Linked DNA regions of Mus musculus: all the other regions are linked to region 7. Evidence: chromatin loops called from intact Hi-C (ENCODE). Cell type or tissue: left cerebral cortex. All regions are shown on one strand. Region 1 overlaps Palld (palladin, cytoskeletal associated protein). Region 2 has its middle 25 kb from the start of Hpf1. Region 3 holds the start of Clcn3 (chloride channel, voltage-sensitive 3). Region 4 overlaps Gm34730 (a long non-coding RNA gene). Region 5 has its middle 41 kb from the start of Gm34730. Region 6 overlaps Nek1 (NIMA (never in mitosis gene a)-related expressed kinase 1). Region 7 holds the start of Aadat (aminoadipate aminotransferase).

Evidence for each region. A loop is a pair of places that touch in the nucleus more often than their neighbours do. Peaks named below come from ENCODE experiments on the same cell type or tissue, not always from the same donor. Only the 100,000 strongest peaks of a DNase experiment are listed, where the experiment ranks them.
Region 1: it touches region 7 in a loop (11-fold over the local background); 8 of 42 quality-filtered maps call a loop at or near these places.
Region 2: it touches region 7 in a loop (5-fold over the local background); 24 of 42 quality-filtered maps call a loop at or near these places.
Region 3: a loop joins it to region 7, with 4 times the contacts of the local background. A loop is called at or near these places in 5 of 42 quality-filtered maps.
Region 4: it touches region 7 in a loop (2.4-fold over the local background); 2 of 42 quality-filtered maps call a loop at or near these places.
Region 5: it touches region 7 in a loop (5-fold over the local background); 21 of 42 quality-filtered maps call a loop at or near these places.
Region 6: it touches region 7 in a loop (4-fold over the local background); 4 of 42 quality-filtered maps call a loop at or near these places.

The regions. Positions count from the first base shown.
Region 1 is chr8:61,514,285-61,518,284 of GRCm38, forward strand. Palld (palladin, cytoskeletal associated protein) reads right to left here. Exons shown (of 22, transcript NM_001293772.2): 19 at 2,251-2,458; 20 at 1,585-1,750; 21 at 919-1,052. Among named protein-coding and RNA genes, the nearest start is that of Cbr4, 29 kb to the left of the region's middle. In left cerebral cortex, a CTCF peak has its summit at 2,075 (motif pointing left); DNase peaks (open chromatin) are centred at 1,593 and 2,060; H3K4me3 peaks cover 496 bases.
Region 2 is chr8:60,863,852-60,867,851 of GRCm38, forward strand. No RefSeq gene overlaps it. Among named protein-coding and RNA genes, the nearest start is that of Hpf1, 25 kb to the right of the region's middle. In left cerebral cortex, a CTCF peak has its summit at 1,877 (motif pointing left); DNase peaks (open chromatin) are centred at 1,031, 1,273, 1,835 and 3,321; H3K27ac peaks cover 1,124 bases.
Region 3 is chr8:60,981,737-60,985,736 of GRCm38, forward strand. It overlaps Clcn3 (chloride channel, voltage-sensitive 3), which reads right to left and starts at 1,575. Exons shown (of 13, transcript NM_173873.1): 1 at 1,040-1,575. In left cerebral cortex, CTCF peaks have their summits at 1,594 and 2,265 (motif pointing right); DNase peaks (open chromatin) are centred at 1,611, 2,189 and 3,006; H3K4me3 peaks cover 2,199 bases; H3K27ac peaks cover 1,284 bases.
Region 4 is chr8:60,615,407-60,619,406 of GRCm38, forward strand. Gm34730 (a long non-coding RNA gene) reads right to left here. Exons shown (of 3, transcript XR_379010.3): 3 at 1,008-3,628. Among named protein-coding and RNA genes, the nearest start is that of Gm34730, 14 kb to the right of the region's middle. In left cerebral cortex, CTCF peaks have their summits at 1,722 (motif pointing right) and 1,921; a DNase peak (open chromatin) is centred at 1,733.
Region 5 is chr8:60,588,907-60,592,906 of GRCm38, forward strand. No RefSeq gene overlaps it. Among named protein-coding and RNA genes, the nearest start is that of Gm34730, 41 kb to the right of the region's middle. In left cerebral cortex, no CTCF peak of the experiment used is centred here; no DNase peak of the experiment used is centred here.
Region 6 is chr8:61,040,309-61,044,308 of GRCm38, forward strand. It overlaps Nek1 (NIMA (never in mitosis gene a)-related expressed kinase 1), which reads left to right. Exons shown (of 33, transcript NM_175089.4): 12 at 2,925-2,984; 13 at 3,607-3,666; 14 at 3,752-3,799; 15 at 3,951-4,000. Among named protein-coding and RNA genes, the nearest start is that of Nek1, 49 kb to the left of the region's middle. In left cerebral cortex, a CTCF peak has its summit at 1,845 (motif pointing right); a DNase peak (open chromatin) is centred at 1,848.
Region 7 is chr8:60,503,654-60,507,653 of GRCm38, forward strand. It overlaps Aadat (aminoadipate aminotransferase), which reads left to right and starts at 2,471. Exons shown (of 13, transcript NM_011834.2): 1 at 2,471-2,626; 2 at 3,436-3,604. The coding sequence starts at 2,560. In left cerebral cortex, CTCF peaks have their summits at 2,058 (motif pointing right) and 2,720; DNase peaks (open chromatin) are centred at 2,112 and 2,483; H3K4me3 peaks cover 798 bases; H3K27ac peaks cover 401 bases.

The DNA.
Region 1 (4,000 bases), 1.0 Mb after region 7:
TCTGTGCCTGTGGGACTGGGAAGCCAGGCAACACAGAAAGTTTTGTTCTTCTAGTATCTGCAGAGTGGAAAGTCTCAGAGCAATTGATAAGTTTCCTATATCTGACCTAGATTCCTTCCCTTTTTTTTTAAAAATAATAATCATAGTTAGGAAGTCTAGATAGATCTCAACATTAATAAACTGAAGAGAACCAGACATCTGAGAAAGTTTCAAAAGACTATTACTTTCTCAAGCAGAGGTAATTTTCTTGGAATTAAAAGAAATATTTTCTAGTGTTTTTATTTATTTATCTTTATATCAATGGGTCATATAATTCTGTTGTAGTCCTGAAATTGAGTTGGTAGGGTTTTTTTTTTTTTAATTTAGGATGCATGTATACAAACACACATACACACATTCAAGAGTCTACTGCCAAGAGCTGCTGAAGATATTTTAATGAGGAAAGCGCTTAGCTATGTAAGTCCACATTCCAGAATCAAGGTATAGCCATGTTAAAACTACCCCAAGACACGGAAAAAAATATGATTTGGGAGGAAATGGTTAGAGACAGTCACTTGCAGAATACACAAATAAGAAAATGTGAAAGATGCGGATGCCTTTATGTTAACCCCTACGATGCTGAAGTGAGAAAGGCGCAGCTGACCAGCCAGCCTAAGAAACCAACATGCACATCTCGCTAATCAATCAAAGACCCTGGAGATACTTGGGTGTTTGTTCTCCTGGAAGGGTTTCACTATTAATGTCGGGAAACTACAAACAGAAAGAGAAAGAGTAATATGAATTTTTTTTTGGCAAATAAAATCCTGGCATATTAACTTAGAAATGTAAAGCTTAGAGTAATGAGATATATCACTCTGCCATCTCATTCTTAACCATTCAGTGTGTGAAATGCACCGAGATGAAATGAGGCGCACTCACTGTAGACATCCAGCCGGGCAGTGCAGGACACAATGCCTGCTTCGTTCTTGGCGGACACAGTGTACCACCCAGCGTCTTCCTTTGTGGCTCCCTGGATGAGCAGGCAGATGTAGCCATGATTATCCTGGTGCATGCTGCGGAAAAAGATAAAGTCATTAGGGCTCTACATTTTTAAAAAGTGGCTTTGGACATGAAGCATCATTTTTAATTAGGTCATTAGAAACGGAATTGTGCGAGCAGCAGATAATAGGATCATACTTATTCTAGAGAGGCAGCTAGCCCCATTAAGTTAATGGGAGAGCAGAGCAGACCTCAAGAGGGCGAGTAAATCCATGCACTAATTCTTAAGGGAAGACCCGCCTTTACAAAACCACAGGCTGGGCCACCACCATGGGAGCAAACGAATCTATCTTTTCTTTCTGATATACACATTTCAAAAATGCAGCCAGGTTAAGTCAGAATCTGCTTTGTCACATCCCAAAATTGCTCTCTTCCAAAGCTTAAGCCTACATTTGGACGAAGTGTGGCTCTCGTCTTGCACATCACTGATGATAACGTACATGGCTTTTACGCTCACCGATTTGCATGCAGTATCTGATGCGTCGTTTCAGCTAGCACCGGGACTGTGCAAGTTCTGAGGTAGACGAAGCCACCGTGCAGTCTTACCTTACTCGCTCAGTGCTGTGAGTGAGCGATTCATTTTCTTTCTTCCAAAATATCTGAGGTGGCGGCACTCCCGAGACACGGCATTCCAGCCGCACTGGGTATCCATCAGCAACCCCCGTGTTCTGTAGCTTCTCCATAAACACAGGGGCCTTGTGTGCTTCCTTAGCTAAGGGAACACGAGAGGAATGATCTGTTAGTGGCATGCCAAAGGGTCACTGCGAGGAACTCGGGAGCTTTAGAAAGATGAAGTACTGTTTTCACGTCGGGTGGTAAGAGGTTAGCCCTCCCCTCAAGCAAAGGTCTGTACGCTTCATTCCACTCACGTTATTTCCTCAATTAATTCAAGACTGATAGGCCCACATAGTGCCCGGCCATCTGCTCCTCAGAATGCCTGCCTGACAGGCCTCAGAGATTCGGAGTCATTGCTAGCAGCTGCGAGAGCATTGCTCTAATTAAGTCAACAGGCTCGCACAGGCCTTACCTACTGCTGCCACCTAGTGGTGCCGAGTATTTCAGCACCAGGATTCCCTGGCTGCCACCTGAAATGCCTTTTTTTTTTTGAAGATTTAAAATTTGGAACTCATAAAGTCATTACTTGACCACAGAATTCATTTCTTTGCCCACTAACTTGTTTCAGCAGTGAGAAAGAAATCACAGGCCACCTACCAGCAACCACAAGCTCCAGGTTAAACGAGTTCTGTCCTGCTCTGTTGGTGGCAATACATGTGTAGATGCCGGCGTCCCGGGACGTGACTGGCTCTATAATGAGGGAGTGGACCCCATTCTCACGGACCAGCATCTTGTGAGCACTGTCGGGGCGTATGGGCTTTCCATCTAGTTGCCAGCTGAGATCTGGGGTTGGTAACCCACTGACCTACACCAGAAAGGAGACACACATGAACTTCTCCAGTAGTAAAACCATCAAATCACCAAGAGTTACGGATCCAGAGTCAGTTCGTCCTCCGGTAGCACAAACAATGGCTTTTCCATGTTACTCTCTTGTTTAAAACCTTCCCGTGGTTCCCATGAGCACTGAGAGATACACTTCTAAACATCTTTTCTAGAACAATTCGGAGGTAAGTAAAACGGGGATTAAAACATATTTCTGTCATCTTCTTACCTCACCTAAGACTATAAACATTCCCAGGTGATGATGGCACCGAGCTCTGAGCTCTTTGGAAACACGGGAGGTGCAGCCTTTATAACAGTAACACTCAGCTGGAAAGCTTCCCACCAAGGACTGGCCATCACCATGGAGATGCATGTGACACAGACCTATTATTATTTTATAATCTTTGAAAGTGAATAACCAGAGCAATTTGAAATTGCCCAGAAAGTCAGACAAATTAGCATCACAATGGAGACATCCTGAAAACCTTAAGAGCTTGGCAGTTGTGTTGAACAGAGAGCAGGCCAAAGCATTCAATGGCTAGTCCCCCTTGCATTGTTAAAGGGAGGGGCAGTGGCCATCTGCTGGCTTTGTATAGGGCTGCCCTTGACTTTAGGATAGAAGAGAAGTGAGGAAGAGTTGATATTCCTCCTTCCTCCTACTCTACTAGTGGGAAATGATGTATTCTGCTACCCAAAGACTATTGGATCATAAAACAATCATAAAACTATTGGATTATGAAACGGTTCCTTTGAAACACTAGCCTTGTCTAAATCAGCCAGAGAACCCGTACAGTTCCTCCTGCCCCATGGTAAGTACTCATTCCTGCTACCAACAAGGTGTCTCGGACACATGTAGTCACATCTGGAGAATGTAAGGGGAAAAAGCGCAATTACGTCATGGGTTAAAGGGGTGGGGTTTCGAAAGAGCAGTAGTTAGGAAGTGGTTTCTCCTCATGTACCCTCTCCCCGTGGGAAGACACTAGAAGTGGTACAGAAATATCAGAGTAGATAGATAGTTATGACTGGGCTCCAGGTCCTGGGGAGCTTATAGTTTGTTCCCATTTTTCTGGGTTTGATAATGGACAAGCAGGATTTGTGGCCCTAGGGCAGGAAGGTGTTGACCGGGTCCTTTCAAAACAGGAAGTTTGCAGAGGAGCAGTTCCAGGGGGCGACGTTACTCAAGCAGAGTGAGCATGCCCTGTTCTCGTCATTGTCACTGCAGCTCTCCCAGTGAGTCAGAGAGCAGAGCATAGCACAATATGGTATCAGGAACTAAAGGTCACCACAGGTCGGCCACAGTCTGAGCAGTTGGTCCTCTTGATCCATGTGCAGACGCAGAGAGAAGAGCACACTTGTTATCTATCATGAAGCGTTCCCACCGAGCAGGCTTACAGCTGAGTGAAGGATAGAGCCTGTGAATGTACTGCAGGGGCTGTGGCGGGAGGGGCTCCATTCGGTGTTTGACTTATTATGACTTTTTCCTCTTTCAAATCTTAAATACACGGAAATTTTCCTTCGAAGTAGG
Region 2 (4,000 bases), 360 kb after region 7:
TTTTTATGATTCAGATATAAGTCTGTCTGTATTCCTATAAAGCTTGACATCACACAAGTGAGTCAGCAGAAACCGTCCTCTTTCCCACACCTCCTATTTACCGACAGTCACCCTAAACACGGGCACCCATTCCATGAAGCACTTTATGAGACAGAGAGAATTTTTTTTTCCAAAATAGTATTTTTATTGATTCTCTGGGAACTTCACCTCCTAGTCCCCGCTTACACTCGCTTCCCAGTCCTTCATGTCCATCAGCCCCTTTGCCCTTGCGACTTCCTCCCACCAAGGTGGCAATAACAAGAAAAGAAACAAGTCCAATTTGGTTTGTCCACATACCTACTAGAGCGTGGTTCAGCTCCCAGTCGCCTGCCGCTAGAGAAAACTGAGTGCTCTCCACCTGCACCCTGGGTCTGAGGCCATCATCTGTGGAGAGGCGCACTTCAGCATCCTTATCACCGGCTGTAAGAGTTCTCTTTGATGGCTTCCATTTCTGGCTATTTGTGTGTTGGGAGCCGGGTTGGGGGTGTCAGGGCTCTCACAGAAGCCCGAAGCCTTCCATGTCCCTGCCTGTCTCTCATTTGTGTATCTGCAGTCGTCCTCCTTGACAGCACTACCCCAATAGTGTCTGGAGCTCCAGATCACGGGCCTGAGAGGAAGGGAACCTTTTTTTTTTTTTTTTTTTTCTTATTTTTCCTAAAGACTTATTTATTTATTTTATGTATATGAGTACACTGTACCTGTCTTCAGACACACCAGAAGAAGGCATCAGATCCCATCCACCATGTGGTTGCTGGGAATTGAACTCGGGACCTCTGGACGAGCAGTCAGTACTCTTAACCACTGAGCCATCTCTCCAGCCCGAGGCAGAGAATCTTATCTTAGCCAAATCCTGATGTTCAAAATAAGGATAGCTGTACAGATTTGGCACCTTACCGGACGAGAAGGATTCTATCCCTGTCGCTGGATAATTTGATTCAGCCGGATCTGCCAACTGAGAATTCTGTCTAAGCGCCTCAGAGGAGAGATGTTCAAATCCTGGCCCCGTCTCTTAATAGCTTTTAATCTTGTACAAGTCACTTAACCTTTCCGCTTGCTCATCTTTGAAATGAAAACAGTACCATCTGTCTCCCAACATTGTGAGGAATTAATGACTTCGTCCACGTAAAGTGCTTTAAGCACAGGGTCTAGCCTACATAAACAGCTATTACTCTAGTGGCTACTGCTGCTCACTGAATCTACAGTGTGTTCTCTCTGTAGCCCTTACGTAGAAAAACATATTTCTAGCCTTGAGTCACATCCCTTCAGACAATTTAACTACATCTTACGTACCAGGAAGGCTGGCAGATACAGCCACTGTACAGTTGACTCATGGTATATAAATTTGTATATAATTACATCTTGATGTTCTTAAAAAAACAGTCCTCTAGCCATAATTAATAAATCTCTTTTTTAAATCTAAAAATTGCATATATTTAAATATTTAAAATCACATAACTGCTAGAAGTATTTTTAAGCTATTTCTTCATGAGTCTGTATAATTAGAAAATAAGTAAATAGAAATAGGTTAATTTTGGAAGAATTATCATCTATTTTTCACCTATATGAATTGCTTATATTTTTTTCCACACAAAACTAGACTTAAAATTAGATTTTAAGACAAAAAACAATTCTCTACTTTTAATAGTGCCATTTAAAATGCAAATTTTGTTGCAGATGAGAAAAAATGAAATTTTCACAGCATAAAAATAAATGGAATTCCAGAGTCACTATCATATAAATAGGTGTCCATCTGGCCAACCCTAAGATTGCCAATTTTCTTCCTTCAATTGTTCCCCCAAGTTGAACAAGAGTTTAAACAGCGCCCTCTTGTGGTCGACAAGGTCACTGGCAACCTGGAGTCTAGTCAAGTTCATCTGTCATTTTGTAATTGACTACATGTTCAGTTTTTGCATTATATATTTTATATTTGCTGGCATAATGGGGAAGGAAGACCAGAGGGCACTTAAGTGGATGCTGTTCCTTGAGTGTACAGATGTATCCAGCTTTGAGGTTTCACAGGATCACTCTGTCCCAGAAGGCTGTGCTGCTTCTACTTTGGGGACCATGTTTGTCTACAAGGCCAGAAGGAGCCTTGCTCAGAGCAACTTATTGAGTGAATGGTCACCTACATTTCATTACTTCAACTCCATTATGAGAAATCTCCACATCCAATCTACCTATCTTCAGCTGAAAAGCTTCAGATCCAAAAAAATACAGAACGGGGCCAGGTGAGGTGCTGCACACCTTCGATCCCAGCACAAAGGAGGAAGAGGCTGACAGATCTCTGTGGGTTCGAGGCCAGCCTGGTCTACAGTGCAAGTTCCAGGACATCCCAGGGATGTACAGAGAGAGCCTATGTAAAAGGAAAAAAAAAAAAAAACCTAAGAAAGCAACCTGAATGAAAATCCTCTTTCGTCTAGATTTAACCCACATTTCCTGGTAAATTGTACCACACTCCTTGAAACTCTGCTTTTTTTACTTGGTTCCAGAAATATCTTTGGAGCAGTGATCAGGTGCCAGACCCTGAGCCGGACACAGAGCATACACCAGCAATAAGAACAGCTACTTCTCTGTGAAATCAACGATAGGAAAACCATCCTGAGCTGAATGCTGAACAGTCAGTCATGATGGCACTGGCTGTGGTGGTCACGGTAAATGAACAGGACAGGCAGATTTTGTGTAGAGGGCTACATTATGGACGGGACCTGAGAAAGAATTTACCAGATTAAGGCAGGGTGGGGAAATACTTCAAGTAAGAAAAACAAAATATACAAGAGTTGGGACTCTGTGCAGTAGGAAGGGTGGCAGACTGCAGATGTAAGCCAGGTCAGCATGGGCCAGGGGACACAGGGGGCAAAAGTACTGTGAAACAAGCTGAGCTTTATGGTAGAACCCAAGGTCCATGGATAGAGAGAACCAACGTGGGTCACATGAGTGCCTATACACATACACACAGAGAGAAGGAGAGAGAGAGAAAGAGAGAGACAGAGAGACTGAGAGAGACAGAGAGAGGAGACAGAGAAAGACAGAGTGAGACAGAGAGACAGAGAAGCCAAGTCATGCTGATCTCTGAGGAGCACAGGTGGGCTTTGAGTGTTGTCTTAAAGGCAGTGGGAACTCATGAAATGAATGCTAACATGATAGAGTATTCTTTTGTTTATATATAAAAAAATTCACATTGCATGTGAAGAGAGGACTGAACGGAAGCAGGCACAGCAGTGTGGATACACATCAAAAGGCTACAGTCGTATTCTAGCAAGAACCACTGTTGGCTAGAACCTGGGTGGGTGGGGAGTGAATAAGGAGATGGCCAGAGGTAGCAGAACTCTAGATCTATTTGAAGATGATGCTGGTGAGATTTGATGGTGACATTTTTTAAAGTGGTGAAGGAAAGGAGGTTGTAAAATGCCTGAACAAAACACAGGAGCACTCTCCAATTACATGCATCTCACAGATGATGCTGGATTTGTAGAAACCAGAAAAAGAAAAAAAAAAAAAGCCAACTCCAAAAGTATGCATCCCTGTCACTTCCTTTATGCTGACCTCCCTTCTCTGTAGCTCCTGGGACCCGGTAAGGGGGCTTATTTTATAGCAGTAGCTTTCCAAAGTTAGGCCAAGAAGAATCTTCTGGAAAAACTGAAAGCCCATTATTGGAGGAGCAAAAGGCAGATATCCAGTGCAGAATTCTATCCTCAGCATTGTGTCTATTCCAGGCTCTGAGCTGAACATAAATAGAGCACACATTTCCAACAATATATTCAACAGATTAAGGGAAGTAAAAAACAGAAGTCACACATTTTTAGGTAAAAAGGAAGGAGTGTGAATATACATTGGGATATCTTAGGAGCTACACAAACCATGAGAAATGTTACTTTGAATGCCCTGCTTGTTTCATGCCCATATCTCAATCACTAGCATGAAATAAAAATAGATGTTTTTTTTCTGGCCTCAAAGCAGAAAG
Region 3 (4,000 bases), 480 kb after region 7:
TCAGAATAATTCTTTAAAGTTTTCATAAGGTACATAGACGGCACTATTTCCAAGCAATGACCTTAGTTATTTATACTGACCTCTTAAAATAATTTGAGCTGCCACTCAAAGAGAGGCTTTGAAGTAAGTAGCAAAGGGAGAGGAAGGGGCAGGGGTTGAACAGTATCTGTGATAAATTCTGTCAACACCATATAAACATTCAATGTGAGAAAATACCCATACGTCATACACTTAAATTTAAAGCCATATTTAAAAAACAACAAACAACACATCAGCAGAAACAGCACCTCTCAAAACTGCTCAACAACATCCACATAAGCATTGGACTTCTTGTATATACTCCCGAACTGAAAAACCATTTTTTTTTTTTGTAATTTACAGAGGTATGTAAAACTGACCCAAGGAAAATAATCTAAATTTTTCATGGGTAAAAAGTACATCTACAAAGTATCAGTTATATATAAGCCACAGTGATCGTGCAGGAACTGAATACACGGCTCAAAAAAAGTTTGCAGAACTGAACTTTTTAAATTTTATACTCGCACACGCGGAGAGGTATTAAAAGGTTTGGTCCAATTGTCTTAAAGAGTCATCCTTTTCAAAGGAAATCGAAATCTCGGCCTAGAATTAGAACACACCCGATGAATATGCAATTAACTTCCTTGTGGTCTAATTTTAAAACGCCATACTTTAAATAAAGCACACAGGACGAAAAGTTCTCTAAAGTAACTTCTGTTTCAACAAGTTTACTACCAAAACGCAAATATCCACACAAAAAATGATTTGATATGCATAAGTCTAAAGACCAAATAAGATAAAATAAAAAAACCTAAACGTTTTTAAACTTGAGCAAACTGTAAATTCAAGACTAATTCTGTGCTGGTTCCTAGTTTTTAATTCTACGTATAGGTCCTTCGAAGGTTCCGGGAGGGAACAGGAGAGATTTTAATGGGCTGGACAGCAGGTAGGTGGGCACCTCGGCCAGAGCCCGGCCTCGCGGTCCACCGTCAAGGCGTGAAGCTGACAGCTGGCGACTCACCTTGCAGCTCAGAGGCATAGCAAGCTGGGCGGCTGGTGGCTGCGCTGCCTGTGGACCCCGCATCTGCTTGCGATCGCGCGCCAGCCGCCCCGGGAGCTTCACCGGGACACCGCTGCCGGGTGGCCACCCCGGCGGACTTTACTGCTACCGGCCTTTCAGGAGAGGTTACGTAAAGGCGGCCAGGTGGGACCGGCGGAGGCTGGTTTCAGGGTGAAGTTCAATCCTCCGGCTCCAGCGGGCCCTCAAACCAACCCGCCTCTGCCCCGACTGGAGGCTCACTGCGCTCTCCAAGGACTACAGGAGCAGTCGCGCTCCACCTCGGGAGGAAAGTAACGCGGTTCTCACGCCTCCGCCCACTCCAGCCTCATCCTCCGGACAGACGGACGGACGGCCCGCCCCGAGCGCACCGGCAACGAGCTGGCGAGGTGACAGCCGAGCGATTCCGCGACCAGCCCTGACCCGCTGAACTGGAAGAGAAGCTGCAGGAGTCGGAGCCCGACAGGTGCGTCGCACGCGCGTGACGTCAGCGCGTTGACGTGAACGGCCGCTCGGCGTCCCACCGTCCAAGCACTTCCACGGCCGCACTGGGAGGCACCTCTGCGCCTATTGGTCGGAATGGAGCGATGGGCGTGACCAGGGCGTGGCCGGGAGAAGACCTCCTAGGGGAGCCTCGAAGGCCACGCTGGGCGGCCGAGGTGCCACCTGCTCTCACGTCGCTCACGTTCTCCCCGGCGGAGAAAGCGCTTCGGAAGTGTGCGGTCCCCGGCATCGTGGCAATGCCTGGCTTCCGCTCAGCGGTGAGAAGCCGAAGCAGGCGGAAGCGAGCGTATGACCCCCGGGGTTCCAGAGCCGCGTCTAATGCTACAGGGCCTGTAATGGTGTACAGAGTGTACTACGGTATCATCCAGCCTTATGCGCCGTCGCAGGTTATGCGCTTTAACAAAAAAATACCAAAGAAAATCCTGATGAGTCCAAATTTAGACACCATGCATTTCCAAAGAGCTGAGGGTTCCACGTGGTCTTACATACTGGGTTCCTGTCGTGTGTCACAATATATAGGAAGCCTGTTCCCCTTGCTCAAGGAGCTGTATTGTGACTCAGCAGGGAGGTGCATAAATAAATTCCTGGCCTCGGCCAGAGCTTGCCCAAGAGCCTGGTGAACAGGTAGGTGCAGTGTTTGTAACTGGACAAGACCTGTGGGACCAGGATGGCAGTCGCCACTGGGTGGCAGAATTAAGACATGTCTTGGTTGAGTGTCTCATGTATATTTATATATCGCCTAATGAATACTAATGTCCTAGTATATTTACTGTCTTACATATATTAAGTGTGACTTGAGCTCTCACTGCTGACATGTAGCCTGATTCTTTTGCAGGGGGAGCGTCTAGATTTTTTATTAAAAGCAGTAGTCATAGCCAATCGATCTATTTTCTATAAAGATGACAGATTCCTTCTGAACTGTTTTAGTTCTTTTGTGAAAGATTACTCCTTTAAGTAGACAAGAAAACTGTCTACTTATACATTTGTTTTCGTTTGTTTGTTTGGTTGGTTGGTTTTTTGGTAACACTTATACACTGATTTGTGAGAATAATTTATTTTAAAACATGTGGTGGGCACAGTTTGTGGCATACCAGAAGTGCTGTGTTCTACTTCAAGCTTGACAGAAGTAAAATACTTAATTTCTGGCATACATCCAACCACACTAGTAGTTCTCAATCTTTACTCTCTTCAGAGAAATAATTTTAACTGTTTCCAGGTTAGATGTAAGCCTTTCTGTAAGTACTCCTGAAGGAAAATGAGATTTTGTAACTTGTGATTCATGTAAAAGAGTTGTCTATGAGCCCGTGGCCTGGGGCCGAGAACAAAGCAGAACAGACAGGGCTGTTGTTAAGACATTCCTAAGAACAGCTTGACTGTAAAAATGAAAAAATGCAAGGACGGCGCAGGCAAGGCTATCTTGTCTGAGTCGACACCATCTGGCCGGAACCTCCCCTCTGTCTACTGCCCCATGACACCGGGTAAAGTCATACATCAACTGGTTACTATGTGAACAAAGATAAGCCCCTTATCCCATAAAAACCCCTAGCTTTCGAGCCTCGTGGCCGACATCTGTTATCTCCTATGTGGGATGCATGTCGGTCTGGAGCTCCGTAATTAAACGTCCTCATGTAATTACATCAGGATGGTCCTTCGTGATTTTTTGGGTGCATGCCGAATCGGGAATTGGGTGGGGGTTTCCCTACTAGGTTCTAACACTCCTTAAATGTGTGAGGCTCAGAAGCACCACATTCAATAATGTTCTGTGTGATAGCGTCATCAAAAAATAGATTACAGCCAAGAAATCAACTTCTTTGTGATTCCTCCAAGATTCTTGTCAGAAAAAAATCAGCTGACACAAAATCTCTTCTTTAACAGACCTGAGTTGAAAGAAAGAGTCGGGACATCCCTGGCACTGTGTAGTATAAGTGCTGTGACAGGAACACTTGCAACATCATCTCGTCCCTTGTCCTCATTGACAGGGATCTTATCAACCCTTTTAAGAGTGATATTCTTACGGCAGAGATAATTCTCAGCAAGGAATTTTTATAGACTTATAAAAAAAATAAAAGAACAACAAACAAAAACCAGCAGCCTGACTATCAAAATTCTTAGAACTTTAATGAGAGTTTGTGTGACTCTCCTGTTGCTATGCACAGGTATTTATTATATGAGAGTTCTATAGGATAGAATTCTGACACAAGTCTCACTGGTTAAAATCAAAGTTGGCTAAGTTGTTTTCTTCTAGAGGCCTGAGGGAGGAATCAGCCTTGGTGCTGTTGAAGTTATTAGAAAACATTTGAATTTCTTGGCTCATTTACTCCCTCATCTTCAAAGCCGTCAGTGAAAGGCAGAGTCTTCCCATAACCTAACTTATTGATTCTAGGGATTAAACAGACAAGGCTGTCTTTGGGGAGCTAAAAT
Region 4 (4,000 bases), 110 kb after region 7:
CATTCCTTCCTAAGTACTTCATGCCCTACCTGCCCTGACCTGAGGTTGATGCTGGAGTTCCAAGGATGTAGGTCTCAGAAGGAGGCAGCACAGATTGCAGTGCTGGAGTGCCAGCTTCCACTCCCAGCACAAGTGTCCCAACAAGTATCAAATTGTGTGCGCCCTGTCTAATGCCTCCAAATCTAAACACTGATCATGCTGTAGTTAAACGTCACCCTGACAACTTGGGAATCTTTGCCAATGACTGAAACAAGTGTTTATGGGATGCTTTCCAGGAAACTAGGATTTGATCAACACTGCTTTTAAAATGATGAACATTCATCCTGAACACCTAATTCAATTCACACATGGGCACTGTTTGTTCTGTGTAGCCAGAGACCCAGCCAGCAGCTCTATTACTCAAGTCTCTTAGGGATACGGGCAAATAAGGGAAACCTCAGGCCCTTGAAGCTGAGACGAGCAAGAGTGGAAAACAAAACAAAACAAAAATCTGCAAAAATCCAGTCATGATATGATATAGCACCTAAAATGTTACCTCATTGGGGGAATTAGCGTAGAAGAGAATTGTCTTTCTTAAGGGGGTTCTTTTTCCTGATCATGGATTCTGGCACCTCTCACAGAAGCTAAGTAGAGTAAATTCATGTCCTTGAACTAATGGCCGCTCTTGCTCTTGCTCTTGCTCTTGCTCTTGCTCTTGCTCTTGCTCTTGCTCTTGCTCTTGCTCTTGCTCTTGCTCTTGCTCTTGCTCTTGCTCATGCAACTGTCTTCATCATTCACCTTTCTTTCTAACAAATACATAGTTAGGCTTAATGAACAAAGACTAGGGAGCACACTAACAAACCTAAAGGAGCTCTAAACATACTGATGACTCTAGGAGGCATCTCTATCATGATCCTAGTGATATACAGGGTCAAGAAACTTCAAATTCTATCTACCTGACTTTCAAGTCAGGGAGGGGAGTAAACATGGATTTATCACTGTAGATAAAAGAGGAGGCCATTGTCATATCTTGATCAGTCTTTTAATTACTGGTGATAGTGGTGCCATATCTGACCCTGAGATACCAATAACAAAGTTAACAGTTTTCATGTATATATTGAAATCTAATTTAAACTTCAAGACAACTAGAAAATGTTAGCCCTGTTACAACAGAATCGTTAACCCTGCTACAGACAAGGAAATAGGAGATTGTTTAAAGCAGACTTGCAAGCTCACATGTAAGCAGTTCCTGTCATCACAGTGTAAAATTGTGTCACTTTATGAAGATCTGAGGAAGTCCTTAGTGAGGGGTAGTCCTGGGGCTGCTGCTGCCAGCCAGGGGAGTAAGGTGGCAGTCCTGGCAGAGCACAAAGCTGCATTCCCAATACATTAGAAAAATTGTAGTTACAAAAGGACTTCAGAGATGCATACATTTTAACAATGCTTAGAGACCCCTCGCCCACAGTCATAGTCATTTCACAATCATTCAAAAGGAATGAGCCTGAGCCACAGTTGGCCCGTCTTCCCAAGACTCAGACACATGTATTCATGGCTTGCTATTAACAGCCAACTGGAAAGAATACACATAAAACCTTGTAGGGTGAGGGCTTTGGGGACATCTATGTTTCGGTCATTTACACCAACCTAGGAAACCCCAAAGCCTAGGTACATGTTTCAAGTTGTAATGCATCCCCTTGTACACTGAGTAAACTGTGCAATTGTTTTCTATGTAAAGTAACAAACCTTTTGCCAGCAGGTGGCAGTCTTGCAGAAAAGATCAGTGGGAATTTGGGAAATCTGATATTAAGAAAATTTCAAGTTTTAGAAAGAACTATGCATCCAATATGATTAAATCGTACTATAAGCCTGAAATTTTATGAACAATGCCAACTAGACATGTCCATTCAATTAACTTCAAAAATACAAGTCACTGTATACAAGCATTATTTGATTCCATCAACAGGGTGTCCTGCTGCATACTAGATGAAGATACAAGGTTGAAACAATTCTAAGGAATGGTAGAAAACAGAATCAGTTTAAATATTGATTTTTTTTTTACAACTGACACACTTAATATAATCTGTCTTCTTATGTGAGACTGGCAGAATATTGCGTAGTCTTGAAGTGGTGTTTTTATGTTTTTTAAGACTATTTTTTATTCTAGAGAAGCGTGTGTGTGTGTGTGTGTGTGTGTGTGTGTGTGTATGTGTGTGTGTGTGCTTCTTAGGAAGGCCAACATACACTTAACACTTCAAGGTCCATCAGCATATTGTTCAAAGTTAAAATGGCAAATTCTACTTGGCAGTCATAGCAAATGAGTATTTACTCTCAAAATATTTGCTGGGTCTCTTACAGGAAGCTAATTTTTCTTCAAGGAAACCACACTTTCAGAAGGTGAACTGTGTCCCCCACATTCCTATAAAAGAAAATCCCAATTCCCACTCTTGGAATCTGATCTTACATGGAATCAAGATTGCAGCACGAGTTAGGATTACATCATACTCTGATGTTTGGTGCTCTGTTAGACAGGATATGCTGCCTTTGTCCCCAGATGCACTGACTGTAAATGCGCCAAGTGCCCCCAGTGCCTCTGTCTTCACAAATGCACTGAAATCTGACGTAGGTGTTCACACATCAATTAGAAGAGCAGCTTGAAGGAAAAAAAAAAAAAGTATTTTATGAGGAAGTTGTAGAAAGTCAAAGATTCTGGGCAAATCTTCTTTGGCAATTTAATATTAAGTGTGACTGATGGTAAAGATCAGTGAAAACTTAGGCAGTGGGCTCTGAGGAGGATTCCATCTGAATTTTTGGCCTCAGGGATGCTCACAGGGCATTACTGCAGGAACAGCACAGCTATAAATCATGGGCTTACTGGTAGCATCGCTGCACTTTGGGCTGTCCTATTGGCTCTTCTTTTCTTTCTTCCTTTCTTTCTTTCTTTTTTTTTTTTAAATTGGTTATTTTATTTATTTACTTTTCAAATGTAATCCCACTTCCCAGTTTCCCCTCCTTAAACCCACTTCCCCCTCCTTGCCCCTCCTTCCCCCTCCATGTGTACTCTTTGGTTGGTGGTTTAGTCTCTGGGAGCTCTGGGAGGGTCAGGGTCTGGTTGGTTGATATTGTTCTTCCTGTGGGGTTGCAAACTCCTTCAGCTCCTTCAGGCCTTCCCCTAACTCTTCCATTGGGCTCCCCATGCTCAATCTGATGGTTGGCTGCAAGCATCTGCATCTGTATTGGTCAGGTTCTGGCAGAGCCTCCCAGGAGGCATCCATATCAGGCTCCTGTCAGTAAGCACTTCTTGGCATCAGCAATAGTGTCTGGGTTTGGTGTCTGTATATGGGATGGATCTCCAGGTGGGGCAGTCTCTGGATGGCCTTTCTTTCGGTCTCTGCTCCACTCTTTGTCCCTGCATTTCCTTTTGACAGGAACAATTCTGGGTTAATAGTTTTGAGATGGGTAGGTGGCCCCTTTTCTTTAGTCCATTTTATCCTTCTTGGTCAAAGAGTGCATCACCTGGCACTGTACCCTTTGTGCAACAGAGCTAAACTTTCAGTTCTGAATGCCAACCCAAAAAGGTGTTCCAGAATGATCCTAATCTTGGTCCTTGAACTTGGAACTTTCCTTCTTCAGTGTGAAGACTTCGCTGATTCTGGAAATTAAATGAAGAAACAACAACAAGGTGTACCTTCTCCGTGCTCATTTGCTTTACTTATTTAATTAGCATCTCCACTTTCATGAGATGATTGGGGTGCCAGGCAGTAAAATCCTGCCCACCATGTTAATTGTGAAATGTGTACTCTGAAAGGGACAGATCATCGTCTTTTATAGCACTATAAAATCTATTCAGATACTACATGGCAATGTGTGCTTTATCCATGTTGCTAGCAGGCTGGGCTTTCAAAACCAAACTATTGCCTGGCCAGCCATATTACCCTTTCCATGGAGCAAATAATCAAAGAAAAATTGTCCAGCTTAATAACCCTGATCATATGACAGAAGTACAAAGATCCATGATGTCCAC
Region 5 (4,000 bases), 85 kb after region 7:
GGTTTTATGTGAAGTTCCTTCATCCACTTAGATTTGACGTTAGTACAAGGAGATAGGAATGGATCAATTCGCATTCTTCTACATGATAACAACCAGTTGTGCCAGCACCATTGTTTTCCAGTTTTGTTGAGTATAGCCTTTTGTAGAAGGATCTGATGGTGTTTTGGATTTCTTCAGGATCTGTTGTTATGTCTCCCTTTTCATTTCTGATTTTGTTAATTAGGATGTTGTCCCTGTGCCCTCTAGTGAGTCTAGCTAAGGGTTTATCTATCTTGTTGATTTTCTCAAAGAACCAACTCCTCCTTTGGTTAATTCTTTGAATAGTTCTTCTTGTTTCCACTTGGTTGATTTCACCCCGGAGTTTGATTATTTCCTGCCGTCTACTCCTCTTGGGTGAATTTGCTTCCTTTTTTTCTAGAGCTTTTACATGTGTTGTCAAGCTGCTAGTGTGTTCTCTTTCCAGTTTCTTTTTGGAGGCACTCAGAGCTATGAGTTTCCCTCTTAGAAATGCTTTCATTGTGTCCCATAGGTTTGGGTATGTTGTGGCTTCATTTTCATTAAACTCTAAAAAGTCTTTAATTTCTTTCTTTATTCCTTCCTTGACCAAGGTATCATTGAGAAGAGTGTTGTTCAGTTTCCACATGAATGTTGCCTTTCCATTATTTATGTTGTTATTGAAGATCAGCCTTAGTCCATGATGGTCTGATAGGATGCATGGGACAATTTCAATATTTTTGTATCTGTTGAGGCCTGTTTTGTGACCAATTATATGGTCAATTTTGGAGAAGGTCCCGTGAGGTGCTGAGAAGAAGGTAAATCCTTTTGTTTTAGGATAAAATGTTCTGTAGATATCTGTTAAGTCCATTTGTTTCATAACTTCTGTTATGTTCACTATGTCCCTGTTTAGTTTCTATTTCCACGATCTGTACATTGATGAAAGTGGTGTGTTGAAGTCTCCCACTATTATTGTGTGAGGTGCAATGTGTGCTTTGAGCTTTACTAAGGTGTCTTTAATGAATGTGGCTGCCCTTGCATTTGGAGCATAGATATTCAGAATTGAGAGTTCCCCTTAGAGGATTTTACCTTTGATGAGTATGAAGTGTCCCTCCTTGTCTTTTTTATAACTTTGGGTTGGAAGTCGATTTTATTTGATATTAGAATGGAGTAATTAGAATTACTCCAGCTTGTTTCTTCAGACCATTTGCTTGGAAAATTGTTTTCCAGCCTTTCACTCTGAGGTAGTGTCTGTCTTTTTCCCTGAGATGGGTTTCCTGTAAGCAGCAGAATGTTGGGTCCTGTTTGTGTAGCCAGTCTGTTAATCTATTTTATTGGGGAATTGAGTCCATTGATATTAAGAGATATTAAGGAAAAGTAAATGTTGCTTCCTATTATTTTTGTCGTTAGAGTTGGCATTCTGTTCTTGTGGCAGTCTTCTTTTTGGTTTGTTGACAGATTACTTTCTTGCTTTTTCTAGGGCGTGGTTTCCGTCCTTGTATTTTTTTTTTCTGTTATTATCCTTTGAAGGGCTGGATTCGTGGAAATATAATGTGTGAATTTGGTTTTGTCGTGGAATACTTTGGTTTCTCCATCTATGGTAATTGAGAGTTTGGCCGGGCATAGTAGCCTGGGCTGGCATTTGTGTTCTCTTAGTGTCTGTATAACATCTGCCCAGGCTCTTCTGGCTTTCATTGTCTCTGGTGAAAAGTCTGGTGTAATTCTGATAGGCCTGCCTTTATATGTTACTTGACCTTTCTCCCTTACTGCTTTTAATATTCTTTCTTTATTTAGTGCATTTGTTGTTCTGATTATTATGTGTAGGGAGGAATTTCTTTTCTGGTCCAGTCTATTTGGAGTTCTGTAGGCTTCCTGTATGTTCATGGGCATGTCATTCTTTAGGTTTGGGAAGTTTTCTTCTATAATTTTGTTGAATATATTTGCTGGCCCTTTAAGTTGAAAATCTTCATTCTCATCAACTCCTATTATCCGTAGGTTTGGTCTTCTCATTGTGTCCTGTATTTCCTGGATGTTTTGAGTTAGGATCCTTCTGCATTTTGTATTTTCTTTGATTGTTGTGCTGATGTTCTCTATGGAATCTTCTCCACCTGAGATTCTCTCTACTATCTCTTGTGTTCTGTTGCTGATGCTCGCATCTATGGTTCCAGAATTCTTTCCTAGGGTTTCTATCTCCAGTGTTGCCTCACTTTGGCTTTTCTTTATTGTGTCTACTTCCCTTTTTAGGTCTAGTATGGTTTTGTTCATTTCTATCACCTTTTTGGATGTGTTTTCCTGTTTTTCTTTAAGGACTTCTACCTGTTTGGTTGTGTTTTACTGTTTTTGTTTTTGTTTTTTAAGGACTTGTAACTGTTTAGCAGTGTTCTCATTTATTTCTTTAAGTGAGTTATTAAAGTCCTTCTTGATGTCCTATACCATCATCATGAGATATGCTTTTAAATCCGGGTCTAGCTTTTTGGTTGTGTTGGGGTGCCCAGGACTAGGTGGGGTGGGAGTGCTGCGTTCTGATGATGGTGAGTGGTCTTGATTTCGGAACCAAGATGTCTGCTGCTGATGCTCAGGCAAAGCACTTCTGCACCGGGCAGATCCCTATCCTCTGGCCGGGAAAATAGCCAGCTGCCTGTGCAGGATACACTCGGCAGGGTCCCGGAACTGAGATGTCTGCTGCCAATGCTTAGGCAAAGTGCTCCCACGCCGGGCAGATTCCTATCCTCAGAAGTCTTAAGATCCCGTGGCGGGTGTTGTGGGTAGCTGGCAGGTGTCAGCCGACTCTGTGCCCTAGCTACCCCGGTGCTGCTCGGACCGGAAGGGGCTTGTGCCCCTACTCAGGCCGGGTTTTCTGCTTCCCTAACTAATGCAGTCTCAGGTCCCGCACGATTGGATTGGAGCAGATGCTGTGTTCCACTTACCAGAAGTCTTAAGATCCCGTGGCAGGTGTTGTGGGTAGCTGGCGGGAGTCAGCCGACTCTGCGCCCTAGCTACCCTGGTGCTGCTCGGACCGGAAAGGGCGTGACTTGGCTTTTATTCTAAGTGATAGTGTAGTACCAGAGGCTATTCTGAATGTCACTGAATAGGCAACGCTCTTATTGAATTCCAAGCCCATTTTCTTGCTCAAGGACGTTCTAGGACTGTTGGAATACTGGCGGAAGGCTTTAGCCATGTCGGAATTCAATTTTAAAAGGCACTTATAATAGGAAAATACTGAAAGAGAGCATGTGGATCTATACACTAGACTAACGCAGAAATGGAACGCGGGAATGAAAAATTAATGTATGGGTAGAGAACGCTAGACTCCAGGAGGAGAGCTTGCTTGAAACTCTTTTGCCTCATGAGTGACTTTTAAGCCTTTCGGCTTGTCCAGGTGACTCGACTGGAGAACGTAGCATCCCACAAGGCTCTTCTGGACTAAAGAGCAAGCCCAGCGCTAGACAATGGGAAATATTTTCAAATCAAAATGTAGTACCAAGTAAGTGTTCAAGAACCTCAAAGGACCAATCAGGAGCTGATCCAATGCAATCACACAAAGGTCTTTATTCATAAGCTCAAGCTTGGGCTTGACCCACAGGATGGTTCCAGTGGAGTAAAGCCTTGAACACTCATCAGTATAAGGTTTTATAGGAAATGACAAGCAAGGGGTTAGGGTTTCTAGCCTGGAAAGCATCTAATTGAGGGGCTACTATGGCTTTTAACATAATTGGCTGGTGCTGGGAGCCAAACCATAAACTTAACTTCTGCTTCCCTCCTAATTGGTGATTGTTAGGAAGGGTTGGGTTTGTAACTTGAAGGTGTGTATTTGTTGAGTAATAACCTGGAAACTGGTGCTAGGTGGTGGGTGGATTTGTTAAGGGAAAATAACCTGGAAACTGAATCTAGGCTCAGGTTTTGTTGAGGGGTAACTTGGAAACTGAAGTCAGGTACTGGCCTAGTACTTTACTTGAATTTAAACTTAAGTCAGGTTTTCTAACATAGAGTGTGAACCCCCTAAATT
Region 6 (4,000 bases), 540 kb after region 7:
TAAACATCAGAAAGCCTGGCTTTTGTGTGGATAATGATTTAGAGTAAGTATTTCAGCATCTAGTAATAAATAAAAAACAACTTTTGAAATAGATTCTTTGCATACATAGATAATTTGGGTGATAACAACTTGGTTTCTTGTGAAGCACATTGGTATTTGAAGTTATTTTAATATAATCATGTCATTTTTTTCCATGAAGTATTTGGATAAATCTGAAATTGACTTACTGTGCTTTTGACAACTTTGAAAAATAAAAGAAGGGAGAAACACATTTTCAGTATCCAAACAATGCCTTTCTTTAAGCAAATTCTATGTATTTCACTTGTTGTCATCAAAATTGCATTATAGTCTATTGCTATGAAATCAGTTAAGTTGACTTCACTGCTACAAATATGCTTTTAAAAAATTTTATGTTCCATACCAAAATTTCTTTACAAACATGTTTCATTTTTTATAGATTTTTAAAAAAATATTAATTAAAAGTAAATTTATTTCATAGATATTTTCAAGACCTATTTATTCCAAATAGTATTTACACATGCAACCTATGTTTAACAGTTGTAATATAGACATGCATAGCTTGTCTGATTTCTTGGGGATAAAACTCATATTGGCCATGGGTAAAAGAGGGCAGACATACTTGTGTCTTTAAATCAATAAGAAATACACACTTGTGTGAACCTGTAGAAATAGACTTGTTTTACCTCTTGGCCACACACTAGTCTGTAAAAAAGAAGGAAATGGGGGCTGAATTAATAATATGGTAAAGGTCCCTTATTGACCAGGACTGAAACCATGTGGTTTTTTGTATAGCTGATGGACTCAAATAAAGTGTTTTTATTAATGCTTCCTTCATTTTCAGTTAGTATTCCATGTACACAAGCTGCATGCAGTGGAAATTTTGTATTCCTAGTACTAATATTCAGAATAATAGATTCCACCTGTCATAACCTGAGTGATGGAGAAACTGGCTCAGATGATAAAGGCTACCTACTGGCTTTGGGGTTTTAGGCAAGGTTATCACTTTTTAAATTGTTTTTTGGTTCTGTTATTTTTGGGACCGGGTCTTTCTGTGTAATAGCCTTGGCTGTCCTAGAACTCACCTTGTAGACCAGCCTTGCCTGGAACTCATAGAAATCTTCTTGCCTCTGTCTCCCAGGTGTTGGGACTAAAGGCATGTGCCACCAAGTCCACCACTTTCTGAATTTTTTTAAGCAAATAAGCCTGATTTTTCTAAGCCAACCCATTGAAAACTAAATAGTAACCAACACTTGAGATGTGCCATAACTTGTTTGTAAAAGATGTAACCTAACACAAATTCACTGTACAACAGAGACTATTTGCTTGATGACACAGAACATACACTTGCAGTGGTAAAAAGGATTTTATTCTGTATATTTTACTACAACAAAAGAGAATCGAAGTAAAGTTATGAAAATTTTAAAGAATTATAGAAACAAAACATAGCAACCAAATAGATAGGAAACCTGTCAAGCGTCATACCACAGATATAGACTGAGGAAGCAGCAAGTTTTGCGGTATTTTAGTTTTCTGAAGCAGGCTTCCACAGCCTCCTCATCTCCCAGAACCCTTGCTCTTTCTTTCTTCCTGAAGAGCTGAGGTGGTGTCAGCTAGTAGCACACTGCCTGACTGGGAGATAGTAAGTGCCTATTGCTCACTTTTCTTGAATGATTCCTTTTTAAATTAGTTTTCTTAAAAAAGGCCACTTCCCTGAAAAACTATGAAACATCTTTTATATTGAGATTTGCAGTAGTTTATGGGAGGTTGGCATATTTTCACTGGAGGTGCAGGCATTTCTTTAAGGCTGCTGACACTAAGCCACCAGAGGGAGCTGCAGGAGCATGTGTTAGCAGTGGGCTCACTTTCATTTGTTTTTGTTTTGTAGGTGACAGAAACCAGAACAATTTCCTTAGTATGGTATTTCTGTGTATCTCTTCAGTGTAGAAATAGCATTCTGAAAGTAATCAGATGATCTCAGAGGGCCAGCTTGGCATTTTATCCCATAAATACTCTCTATGTAAGACAATAGAGAAGATCAAATAATTTATAACCCATCGATAATATGCAGCCATCTTGAACACCTTCTTCTTGGGCTAGTCGACTCACGACAAAGTCTGACAACCTGAATTTGATTGCTGCTGGAGGAGGGGAGTCACTTTTCTTTGGGTGTGTGCCCTTAATATGTTGCTGGTGATTCATTGGCTAGACCCCCCCCCACACACACATGGGCATATATGGGTTATTAGACTCAGTTATAAAAACAAAAAAGAGAGGAAATTGAAATAGGTATGTGTGTTGATGGGGACCCAGGAGGAATTGGTGGGGAGAGATAAGAAAGAATGTACATGGCTCAAAATCATGTTGGGGCTTGGTGATACAAAAAGTGTTAGAGGTGAGAATTTGGGAGTATACATGATAAAAATGTACTGAATACATGTTAAAAATTTAAATATTGAATAAAATAATTATATATATATAATTATATATTGGTTTTTCAAGACAGTGTTTCTCTGTGTAGCCCTGGCTGTCCTGGAACTCACTCTGTAGACCAGGCTGGCCTCGAACTCAGAAATCCACCTGCCTCTGCCTCCTGAGTGCTGGGATTAAAAGTGTACACCACCACTAAATTGTTTTTAAATAAATCATTAAATATTTTAAAAATATGTTGTGAAAACAAAACTAGTTTGATGATAAGGAGCCCATTTTCATGATTTCTTTGAGGGTCATATTCCAGTTTCTTTAGTGAAAGGCATATCAAAAGGTAGTACAACAAATTTTGAAACATTTATGACCGTATTGGCTTTAACTTTTCCTACTTTAAACTTCCACAAATTTGTAATTTCCAAATGAGTGTCTTGCCTAATTTATCTAATTCGTAGCTTTATTTTATTTTATTTGTCCAGGCCCATCAAATTCCCGTGAAGAAAATGAATTCTGGAGAAGAAAGGAAGAAAATGTCTGAGGTATAAAGACACATGTGTGTTTATTTTAAAGCTTTTCAAAATAGTTCTTAAGACAACAGCAAACCCACTAATGTTATAGAGCAGTGCTTCTCAACCTAATTGCTTTGACCCTTTAATACAGTTCCTCATGTTGTGGTGACGCCCAACCATAAAATTATTTTCACTGCTACTTTCTTACTGTAATTTTGCTACTGTTATGAACCGTAACGTAATATCTGATATGTGACCCCTGTGAAAATGTCATTTTATCTTCCCAGGGGTCACGACCCATAGGTTGAGAATCACTGTTACAGAGCCTCTAACCCTTTCCACCTTGTTTCTTTCAAATATTTACAATATCTTGCTTTCTTCATTTCACATCTCCTTATTTCTTTTGGTGTCACTCTCGTGTTGATATATTTTCTTGATGAAAATATAAAAAGTAGAGATTATTAATAGAGCTGGGCAGTAGTGGCGCACATCTTTAATTTCAGCCCTCTGGATGCAGAGTCCAGCAGACCTCAGTCTGACGCCAGCCTGTTCTACAAAGCAAGTTCAGGACAATCAAGGCTACACAGAAAAACCCTGTCTTTAAAAAAATATATATGTATATATTGATATAAATATTCTCCTTTTGTTTAAGGAAGCAGCAAAAAAAAGAAGGTTGGAATTTATTGAGAAAGAAAAGAAGCAAAAGGATCAGGTAGTTGTTTGCCTTGTGTTTCTCCCTTTGCCTGGCTGTAGGGGATAAGAACCGGGTTCTGAGAAAATGTCTGAAACTGTTACAGATTAGGTTCCTGAAGGCTGAGCAGATGAAGCGGCAAGAGAAGCAGCGGGTAAGAGATGTCTCCACAGTGCATCTGCCCCTCCCCACACGTGCCTTATTTAAGGAAGCACACTGACTTGTATGTTATTGCTAAATGTATTCTATATGTTTTATATTAAGTAGTTGAAATGGTATTTTGTTTATTTTTCTTTCCCCAAAAGTTGGAGAGGATAAATAGGGCCAGGGAACAAGGATGGAGGAATGTTTTAAG
Region 7 (4,000 bases):
ATCATATGATCACTATTGAATATGCCAGCAAGATTTTGCTGAAAGGACCCTGATATAGCTGTCTCGAGTGAGGCTATGCCAGTGCCTGGCAAATACAGAAGTGGATGCTCACAGTCATCAATAGGATGGAACACAGGGCCCCCAATGGAGGAGCTAGAGAAAGTACCCAAAGAGCTGAAGGGGTCTGCACCCCTATAGGTGGAACAACAATATGAACTAACCAGTACCCCGGAGCTCGTGTCTCTAGCTGCATATGTATCAGAAGATGGCCTAGTCAGCAATCATTGAGAAGAGAGGCCTCTTGATCTTGCAAACTTTATATGCCCCAGTACAGGGGAATGCCAGGGCCAAGAAGTGGGAGTAGGTGGGTAGGGAAGCAGGGCAGGGGGAGGGTATAGGGAACTTTCAGGATAGCATTTGAAATGTAAATAAAGAAAATATCTAATAAAAAATAAAATAAAATAAAAAAGAAAAGAAATCTTGTGATCAGACACTTCAGTCTCCTGCCTCCGAGTTTCTCGGCCAATATGCCCTGAACTGTAATCCAGAGTGGCCCTCTGGTCCTTTAAGTTGCTTCCCCACGGGATTTGGTTACAGCAACAAGGAAGAACGACTAGTATGCAGCCTTTCCCTTGGACTGTGGTTTTGGTCTGTGGTGTATTTCTATAACCACAACCACCAATACCCCCACATCCTTTTACCTTCTCTGATGGGTCACTTTGTTTCCCTACCTGGCCAGAATCACCATTCACCTTATAACCAGGAAGCATCTCAGGTATTTTTCCTGTCTAATTCCAGGAGGTGGCAGTTTAAGTGGGGTTTGTCTCCATAGGCTCTCGTATTTAAACACGTTGTCCCCAGTTGGTAAGACTATTTGGGAAGTTGGGGAGGTGGGGTCTTGTTGGAGGAGGTATATTGCTTGGAGAAAGCTCCTAAGTTTCGAGCACCCACATCTTTCCCAGGGATCTCTCCCTGCCTCTTTCCTGAGAATCCAACTGTAATCTCTCAGCTACAGCTTCAGCGCCATGCCTGCATGACTGCCTGCTGCCATGCTCCCTGCCATGATGGCCAAAGAATCTAACCCAGCAGAACAGTGGACACTGAATCGAATGTTTTCTAAGTTGCCTTGGTCATGGTGTTTTATCAAGACAATATTTAAACTTAACTAAAACACAGAAAAGTCTGCATAGAAAACGCAGCAAGCTTTTTTTTTTTTAAAGAATCTTTATTTCATGATTTGATGGTCTTAGAGTCTATGCCTCGTGCTCTGTCTTCAGAGTGTACGAGTGCAGGAAGAGGCTGGCCTCCAACACTGAGAAGTCAGGCTATCTGTGGCACGTATTATTTTTAGAGTCAGAATGGTTATAACTCCAAAGCCCCTCTTGCCAGCCCGAGGACCATCCTCTTGGATGCAAAGTCCTTGCCTGACACAGCTAGTTTAAGCTACAGTGGTCAAATAAAGCTGACACCTCAAACGTCATGAGATGTCCTGTTCCCAGGGACAAGCTTGAACCCTGAGTTTTCAGCTGTTCTTTATTAATTTTGGAATTCACTCACTATATGGCCCAGGCACCTCAGCTTCCAAAAGTACTCCTTGAGCGATTCATTCACCGCTCCCTCCTTTAAATAACTGTGAACTTAAGACAGTTTCTCTTTGTATGGTCATCAACCAGGTAATTTCATACTCGATAATCGCTTTATCTTCACCATACCCAACACACTTTCAACCGAGCACTTACACAGTGGAAGCTTTGGAACTCAGTGGGAGAAGAGGCTGAGAATCGAGGAGACTGCAGATTTAGTCTTCAAATTTGGGGTTGGGAGTAACTATCCCCACTTACTCTACCGGGCTTCTACTTTGTAAAGTTACCTGAATTCATCTGGGTCCCCTTGAAGATTTGGGGGGTGGGGGTGAGAGAGGGAAGGGAAAGAGAGACAGAAAGGGACAGAGAGATAGAGAGAGACAGGGAGAGACAGAGAGACAGACACCTTGATACTGAGAAACAAGGCTAAGCACCTATTATAATGCCTGCTGCAATGGAATAAAACTACCACCAGAGGGTACTAAAGGACCAGGATCCTGAGATACCATCAGCTTCCAGAGGCTCATTTCAAAGATCTGAAGGGGAGGGTTTGGGGGGCTGGCCAATAGCAAAGCTGTGCTGCGAGGCTCTGAGCAGTTGCGAGACTCTGAGCAGCAAGGTCAAGAATCCACGCTGCGTTTATGTGAATTCGGGCACCGATCCCTGTTGTTATCGTGCATCACAGCAGGGCCTAGCGGTTTTCGTCTCTCCAAGCCCATCCCTGACCAGTGACTTGGGCTGCCTGTGGTCAGCTGCCATAGGCCGGCCGGCGGGGCGGGAGAGGGCACCCGGGTCAGCCACTGCCCCTCTGTGGATGGACTTTGTCCCTTCTGCCTCCTGACCCGGGTCTATTTAGATCTCAGACACCTACCGCAGCCGGTAGGCAGGCAGATTGGGTGGCACTACACAGGGACAGCTAACAGTGCATCCCGAGTGACTGGCTTTCTGAATCCTGCTCCACGCGACCAGCAGAGACATGAATTACTCACGGTTCCTCACTGCAACGAGCCTGGCCAGAAAGCCATCTCCCATCAGAACTACAGGTGAAAAACAAAGCCAGAGCCCTCCCTGCTCTGCAAGAGTGGAGTTTTCTTAGCGGAAGCTCTGCATGGTGCCCTGTTTTGGCGCTCACCGCTAGGGTTTGTGCCCATTCATTCAAGTGTGAAGACAACCTGTGAGCATTAGTGAAGGAGGAGTTATTTAACTTTTGTTCACTAAGAGCTTGGCTTGGAAGGCAAGGCAAGGCAGTGAGTATTTTTGCTGAGGTGTTGGAGATGAGCCAAAGGGCCAAGCATGAGGCACATCTTTCAAGCCAGCTGTAGAGAAAGGCTCTTAAAGGACTGGGGAATGGGACCCAGAGGTGGAGTTGGGACACACACAGGTATTGGGCAACAGGGAAAAAGGCCTTCTGCTGCTGGGGCCCTCTCCATTTTTCTTCGCCATCTGCATTCTTGGATTCCTCCCCCAGTGAGAAAGTCTAGAAAAATTTACTTTGTATTTATTTCAGACTAGCATTCAGTCTTAGCCCAGTATGCTGCTTTGTCAGACTAGAGGAGAGGAGTGGTAATTTAATAAACAGCAAGAATGTTCTGTCGGCTCTGGAGACTGCCATGCCCAACATCAGGTACCCAGTGAGGACAAATCCAAATAAATGATGCTTCTCGCTGCAGCTCGGTCTCTTCTGTAAGAACACTAATTCCATTTCTGACGGCAGAGTTTTTAATGATCTAATCCCATCTTTAATATAGCATATCAAGTACTAGAGTCGAGTATAGGACTTGGTCAGGGACATTAATGTTCAGACCACAGGACGGTGGACACATTTTTTTTCTTCTTTTTGTGTTTATCATAGCGGACATACTGAGCAAAGCACCAAAAACCCTCATCTCCCTGGCTCCTGGATCTCCAAACCCGAGCATGTTCCCCTTTAAGTCAGCTGCCTTCACTGTGGAAAACGGAAGCACCATCCGGTTTGAAGACGACTTGATCAAAAGGGCCCTCCAATACTCTCCAAGCTATGGGTAAGTAAGTGACCAATAGACGGTAGAATTCTATTGGTTCATTTTTAAATGCCATTGATGATGTGACTGAGATCTTTTGTTAATGGGGTGTACAATGACTGGGGAAGTTGGGAGAAGACTTTAAAATATTAAAAGCAAAATCAGTACTAAATGCTTCACACACCCCAGTGATGAGCTTTCAACCTTAAGTGACTGGGAGAGCCAGAGAAACATCTACAAGGAAGTCCCATTTGAGCTGAGTATGATACTGAAAAGAACAGTGGGAAGAGCATCACAGTGGGAAGAAAGGAAATGTATAGAACAGTCCTTGGATGTTCTGCACACACACACACACACACACACACACACACACACACACTTCCTCTCCCCTCTGGATCCACTCCCTTTCTGTCTCTC